Regions from separate parts of the Mus musculus genome. Here all the other regions are linked to region 1. Evidence: chromatin loops called from intact Hi-C (ENCODE). Cell type or tissue: left cerebral cortex. All regions are shown on one strand.

Evidence for each region. A loop is a pair of places that touch in the nucleus more often than their neighbours do. Peaks named below come from ENCODE experiments on the same cell type or tissue, not always from the same donor. Only the 100,000 strongest peaks of a DNase experiment are listed, where the experiment ranks them.
Region 2: a loop joins it to region 1, with 11 times the contacts of the local background. A loop is called at or near these places in 3 of 42 quality-filtered maps.
Region 3: it touches region 1 in a loop (9-fold over the local background); 2 of 42 quality-filtered maps call a loop at or near these places.

Annotation. Positions count from the first base shown.
Region 1 is chr12:89,722,996-89,725,495 of GRCm38, forward strand. All of the region lies in intron 14 of Nrxn3 (neurexin III), which reads left to right. Among named protein-coding and RNA genes, the nearest start is that of Gm40538, 680 kb to the right of the region's middle. In left cerebral cortex, no CTCF peak of the experiment used is centred here; DNase peaks (open chromatin) are centred at 1,238 and 2,251.
Region 2 is chr12:89,787,651-89,790,150 of GRCm38, forward strand. All of the region lies in intron 14 of Nrxn3 (neurexin III), which reads left to right. Among named protein-coding and RNA genes, the nearest start is that of Gm40538, 620 kb to the right of the region's middle. In left cerebral cortex, no CTCF peak of the experiment used is centred here; a DNase peak (open chromatin) is centred at 1,327.
Region 3 is chr12:89,652,001-89,654,500 of GRCm38, forward strand. The region is part of intron 14 of Nrxn3 (neurexin III); the gene reads left to right. Among named protein-coding and RNA genes, the nearest start is that of Gm40537, 680 kb to the left of the region's middle. In left cerebral cortex, a CTCF peak has its summit at 1,549; DNase peaks (open chromatin) are centred at 78, 842 and 1,400; H3K27ac peaks cover 271 bases.

The DNA.
Region 1 (2,500 bases):
TGGCCATAAAAATCAAACCTGTTATAAGGCGAAGGGCCATTAACTGTAGTATTTAGCCGAGTGTTTTGTCTTTTGCCAGAACCCATCTCGCTTGTGAGCAGTTAAATGCAAGTATGATTTCTCCTAGGATTTCCAGTTATTTTATCATCGAAAGGGGCTCTGTATCTGGTTGGTGCTTCCTTACGTCGAGTGAGGTTTAGGGAAGCACACACTACCGGTTTCTAGCATGATGCCTCTCCTCTATGGAGAGGGATGTAGCTGCGTCTCCCTGCGTCTCTACTCTTCTAGTCAGTCTGAGCCCCACCCTTTGCACTGCGCAGTCAACACTCCAGCCATCAAGGGGACATTTGCTGTTTTCTAGTGCATTGTGATAGTCTGGGTCTCTAGACACAAGGTTGTTTCTTGCTTCCACTGAAATGCCAGTCCTGGCCTGTTTATATAGGCTCTAGACTTCCAAGTTTGGTTAAAGAGTCACTGTTCTTGGCATGTTTTTCATTAAGCCTATCTAGAAAAGTATTAAACACTCACGACTTCGTTATTCTGATTATTTATCATGTGTGGCCCTTTTCCCAATGATTCTTATTTACTGACCCTTTGCTTTATCATAGGATCTTTGTAATGGTGCCTCTAAACTGTCCAATGAGCATGTGAATGACTGAATGGCGACTCTAGTAAGGGAAAGGAGAAATATGATGCATTTGGAAAATGGGAAACAATTTTCCTATTTTAAGTAGATTTCCTATTTTATCGCCTATTTTAGAAACTATTTAGATATCTCCAGGGACGTTCTTTAAAATTATTTTTAGATTTACTTAGTTTATTTCATGTCGACGAATGAATGTTGTATCTGCATTTATGCCTGCATAGCCCATGCCTACCATGTATCTTCAGAAGTCAGAATAGGGCATTGACCCCTGGAATTATGAATGGTTGTGAGCCACCATGTGGGCACTGGGAATCAGTTGTAGGTCCTCTTCAGGAACAAGTGCTCTAAACCACTGAGCCATCTCTCCAGCCCCAAGAACAGTGTTGTGAGTAAGGATTTTATAGATGTGATAGAGGTAAGGAGAGTTTCTTGCCTTTTATCTTTAGAAAGTATGGGTTAACATTTGTAAATAGGAGGGATATTTTGGACACAAAGTGCTGCATAGCCACAGCGCACTTATTTAGGCTCCTCTAAAATAGTCTCTTCCTTGGGCATGTTTAAAACCTGAAGTCTGGTTGGCTTTATAAATATGCATGAGCTGTTGGGGAAGGAGAGCCTAGGGTGTGAATCACACTTCAAGCAGACCCACCCGCTCGCTCCTGACTGCAAGTTTTTCAGAAGTGTGAAATGAAAATGTTTTTTAAAATTAGAAAATGTGCCATCAGAACTTTATCAGCCCAAAGAGAAAATAAATAATCTCTTGAAAGGTGGGGAGGGCTGGGGATATTTAGCTAGTTAGTTTCACAGCTAAAATGCTTAGATAAGATTTTGTTAGAAAATGCACAAATTAATTTTAATGAATATGAAGGAATATATATATATATATATATATATATATATATATATATATATCTTCCCTAAACAAACTGGGTACTGAGTGCTGCAATCCAGGGTTTCTGAGGGATTGTTTACACCTAATTTATGAGCAAATTGTTTCATGGGGAAGAAGGGACTCTCAGGAGGTATCTTTGTAAGGTCTATTTGCATTTGAAGAGGCACCAGGGAGCATTGGAGAAGTGGGAGATTTCTGCAGAACCATTTGGATCTTAAATTGCTTAATGGTAACAACAAAAATGAGAGTAAAATAGTATTGTTTGCTTTCACATTTGTGGTAGATGGAGTTTGTTTTCCATTGTTAGTGTTGACTTTTAAAGTAGCTAGGATTGAACTGAGTGTGCTTATACAGGAACATCGTAAGGGATAAGATAAAGGATAACGATCTGAGCTCTCTGCTATTTAATCCCTAACTCACTAATCACAGAATGTAACTTCACCCAATCCACTTCTTTAACATCAATGCATGGGCATTAAAAGACACAATGGAAGAGCAAACACCCAATAGCAACAGCACACAATGATGCAAAATGCTACAGAAATTGAGCCAAATTGAAATGTGTAAACATTAAGATAAAAATCCATGAAACATTATAAAAATAAAATATTGAGGTGGATGTGTTCCTTGAAGAACAGTTTGCCATTTCCAAAAAGTGTTGCTACTAAAACCAGCCTGGTACATTACAGTCTGTGATGGAGAATGGGGTGGGGGAGGAAAGAGATTTAGCATGGGCTACTTTGGTATCAGCCAGTAGGCTCCATCCATCCTGTGTCCTGCTCAGGGTTCCTGATGTGGTCGGTGCAGGGAGGATAACCTGCATCTCTCATACACTTCCAAATAATAGGGACAGAGGCGACTCCTGAAAGGACACATAAAGAACATGGCTCTGTCACATGAGTAAGATTGAATGTGAAAATAATATAACTACCTGTAATTAAACACAGAGCTTATTTCTTAGG
Region 2 (2,500 bases), 65 kb after region 1:
CTTCTAGTCATGACAGGGAAGCTGCACCCAAGAGATCTCAACAATATGGTTGCCCAAACAAGTCTTGAATTAGGAAAAGAGCAGTCAGCATCCTGAAATGGACAGAGCAAATGTTACAAGGCCACATTCCAAGACAAAGAACTATAGATAATCTGTGGCTGCTAAGAGTCAGTTTTGTCCATGGACAGGCCCCCTGGATGGGTTATTTATTCCCAAGTTGTCAGCCCTAAACACAGACGTGTACAAGCAACACTAAATAAACTCAGTAGGTCATGAACTTGAGAGAAAGCAGAGGCAGGGTTGGAGGACTTGGATGGGGTATAGGGAAATATAAGAATGATGTAAATACAATGCTCATATATTTTGTACTGAATAGCAGAGAGCCATATTCTCAGGCCAAGGCCTAAACCGCCTTTCTGTTGGGCTCTTCTCCCAAGCCAAGTTTATTAGCATGTTAGCTTCAGACCACTCTGACTGCCATCAAATCAGATGGAGGGTGAAGACCTATAAGGAGAAAAAGTTGGCTTGTATTTTAGGCTCAGAGGTGTACCTCAGAGGAAAACTGGCTACTACTCTCAAAGATTACCTCTTCCCATTTCTCTCCTTCCTCTCTTCTTCTCTCCTCTCTTCTCCTCTCCTCCCCTCTCTTCTCTTCTTCTTTCTTTGTTATTCCTCCCCTTTTCCTCTTTGTTACCAACCCTTCTTTCACTTCATTTATTTTTACATGATAAAATAATTCCCAGGATGCCTCAGGAGGACAGCTGATTTAAGACCTTTCTCACTGAAAGAATAATAGCTTTCTTCTTTTCCACAACCATCTATTTCATGATGCAAATTATGTTGTTTAATGTTAATTGTCAATTTATGAGAATCTAAAATCACCTGGGAGATAAGCCCATGGGCTTTCCTGAGGAAGTTTATCTTGGTTGTGTTACTTGAGATAGGAAGACCTTCTGTAGATGGCACCCTTCTGTGTATGGGATCCTGGACTTTTTTTATCAATGGAGAAAAGACAGTGAATAGCAATGTGTATCCATTGCTCTATGTTCATAATTTTGTACACATAGTGACACATTCCTCCCAGTTCCTACCTCCTTGACTTGCCTGCAGTAATAAACTACATATACTTAAGCTGTGAACTAGAATAAACCCTTTATCCTTTAACTTGCTTTCATGAGAATATTTTATCACTGAAGCAGAAGAAACTAAAACAAAACTCAGTTATTTCTTCTTGCTGGATGCTTTCCTTGATTTCTTTACTCTGTTTTGAAAATTCAACTCGACTTCTTTAGTCTTACAAAACGCTTGGCACAGAAACAATCACAAAATCATAGGCCATCTGGTCCTACACTGTTGCCAGTCTCTGTACTACTAGAAATGAATTTGCCAGAGAATTCGGGAGGTAGTCTGACCCTTTTCCTAAACCAGTCAGATACTCCTAGTACCAAGTAATAATATTAGCTAATCATAGCTTACCCATACAGATTGCTTAACACACCTGATATTTTATAGTTTATGATTGAAAGCCAATATTTGATCTAGGGTAAGATCCAGAGCCAAAGGGATTGGGTTCAAATTCTGCCAGTTAATCTCTTTAAGCCTTGTGATAAGTAGGTTTTCAAAGTCCCAGTTTATATAAACTGGACGTAATTTTAGTTACTGTAAGTTGTTAACTTAAAAGGAGTGAATAAAAAATAAAATCTTAAACCTGATAAAAAGTGAGATAACATGCTAATTATTCTACTTTATATCCAGTGTTTATCTCCAAATGTTTAAATGTGCTCTTCAAAACCATGAGCTATATATAGAAAGAATAATACTTTGAAACAGTACATAATCTACGTTCTCACTTACTGTAAAGAGCACAGAAGCTGCTTTTACAGTGATACTGATGATTGCAGATGGATAATTGAGAAAGAGAGATGTGGAAGAATTCTGTGACAACCCCTATGTCTCCCCAGCCCGCCCCTGAAAAGTAGCAGCCTAAACAGAAAGCCATTGAAAAGAATTCTTGTTTTAAATTTACTTATTTATCTATTTAAATTTATTTATTCATTTTACATCCCACTCACTGTTCCTCTTCCTGGTCACCTCCTCCCACAATTCTTCCCCCATTTCCAGCACCCCTTCTCTTCTGACACATCAAGTTTCTGCAGGTCTAGGTACATCCTCTTCCACTGAGGCCAGACAAGGCAGCCCAGTTAGAAGAACATATCCGAGGACAGGCAACAGCTTTTGGGCTAGCCCCTGCTCCAGTTGTTCAGGACCCACATGAAGAACAAGCCACACATCTGCTACATATGTGCAGGGAGGCCTAGGTCCAGTCTGCATATGCTTTGGTTGGTGGTTCACTCTCTGAGAGCCCCAGTGTGCGTTAGTTGGTTCTGTTAGTCTTCCTATGGAGTTCCTATCCCCATTTGGTGTTGGCAATTCTTCCTTCTATTTTTCCTTAAGAGTCCCCAAGCTCCATCCACTGTTTGGCTGTAGGTGTATGCATTTG
Region 3 (2,500 bases), 71 kb before region 1:
CCTGCTTCCTCATGGGCACAGCCAACCTAGAGGAAGCTTCATAGAGCCATGAATGACTGCATCAAGCTCCAGGAAAGGAGTGCTGATTATGTAAACTCTGTTGATGAGTATGTAATTCCAAAGCAAAAAAGGCCAGATTTGCTAAGTGAGTAAATTGTGACTGAACTGTGCAAACTAAAAGCATTTCCTTACTGGACTTGTGACTCTGGTATTGTTCTCCTCTTACTTCTAAAACTGCACATCGGCAGAAGTGCCAGGGATGAATAATTTTTTCCCACCGGGTGTGATGGTCAGCTTTCCAACACTGGGACAAAAAGCCTGAGATAATCAAGTTATAAGGTGGAAACATGATCTAACATCCTTTCAGTTCTACCCCCCTAAAACGTCTACCGCCTCTTAACGCCATCAGACTGACAACTAAGACTTTTAACATATGAGCTTCTAGGGACCGTTTAATATTGAAAAAGTAAGCTCAGTTATCTCAGGGTGTCATTTTTCCCTTGAAAAGGTAAAACTTATTCACATTATTTTTGTGATGTCCCCCTCTAATCAGTATAACACCTAGCCATGTGCTAACATTTAGGATTTTTTAGCTTATATTTCATGTTAGGCACTATATATAAAAATGCCGTGGGGAGCAAATAAATAGTACACATGCAGATTCATTACAACTGCTCAGCAAATCGTTTGGATGTGTGTTATTCTACTATAGCTGCCTCTCAAAAATGGATACCCCTACACGTTGTCTGTCTCTACCTCCCATCCCAGCTTTGGACAGCTCTCCTGGGCCAGCAAGGGAACCCATACTCATAAAATAGAAAAAAAGGAATCCTTAGCAGAGTCATGTAAGAAGAGGATGCCCTAAAACACCTACTTCACTTGGTATACAAGTAATTTTACTACTACTGAATTAAATCACCCAGACATTCTGGTCTGTGTTCTAAGATGGTCTCAGGTATGTGGTGTGAGGAAAATCTCAATAAATTTGATTTTAAAAATGAAACTGCATCCCTTTCTCTTTGTTTTATTTATTTATTTTTTTGTCTTTCTCTTTGTTTTAAATTTATACCCATGGCCCCTTTAAAAATCCATACTTTATTGCATATGCTTCTGAAAAGTGTTTACTTAGCAGTTTTGTTTTGTTTGAAGCTTGGCTGCACTTTCTTCTCTAATTAGCAGCAATGCATATCATTGCTTGGCAATAAGGGGAGAGTTTTATTTTCTTCCCCATTGGGGTGGTTTCCTAGGAAAGGAAAAGAGCGCATGCATAGCTCTGGCTCTGGGCATGCTATGGATCTTCCCACACATTCTCACCCTACCCCAGCTTTCTTGTAATGCTGTTGACTCTGGCCTATTTAGATCTTTTCTCTAATTTAAGTTGCTTGTATTTGAGTCAAGTTGAAAATGTATGATAAGCTCTGAGCTGTTGAGGCTTTGGATCTCAGGAGAGTGTTCTCCATTGATATTTCTGGATACGAAGGTGGTGCCTAGAATAAGCCTATCAGATTGTCATCTACAGTGTGTAGCTGGGATTCCTGACTGCTTAGGAGACAGCCTGCCTCCTGCTGTTCAGATGGCTTCACAAGTTGATGTTCAAGAGTAAAAGGAGGCAGAGTTCCTTGTATGTTTCTGGCTCTTGAATGGGAGAAAACAATTTTAGGAAGTCTCATGACAACCTCTGGCCTAAATGCCAACAGAGAGGCCTTTATAGCCCAACGTCAAAATTAAAATGATCGTCAGCAGTTACAGAGGGGGGTTTCCCATAATAATTAGCATAAGCAGTCATTATGCAAAACCTTGGGGGCATGCCCATCTTTATGAGCACAGTCCAATATACTAAACATTGGAGAAATATAAAAATACTATTAATTAACAGGTACAATGGTGTGAGATAGACTACCATATAATATATAATGTTTGGCATGGATAGAATCACCTGAAAGTTTCTGGTACTTTCTATATCACATGTGAATGTCTAAGTGGAGCTTACTAATTTGTCTGGATCATTTTCCTATAATTTGTATGTATTTATTGAAGTTCATCCCAGACCCAGATTCCCTCACTGTACAAGGACAGGAGACTTGAGGAAATACAGGTGAATAACAACTTGTGCATGAGCTAGACAAAAAAAAGCATCCTAAAAAGAATCCAGGATGAGCAGAGTGACCATAGAATTAATAATTTACGTCAAGATACTTCTGAGAATAAATAAATGGTTATGTCAATAGTGATAAATGGTTCTATGTAGACTAAAGTATGGGTTAGCAAGTAATATAAGGGGATGCATTTTTAAAATGTGATGGAGAAACATTTTTTCTCCTAAACTAACTTAGGTAAAGATATTGGCATACTTAATTATTTTAATGAAGATAAACTTATTATAAAGAACTTGCAAATAAAAAAGTCAAACAACTAAACTATTACTGGACAATAAGCACTTGTTCAGGCCTTAAGCATGTACGTCTCAGTGAGTTTCTGTACTGATAGAGCAGCGATTCTG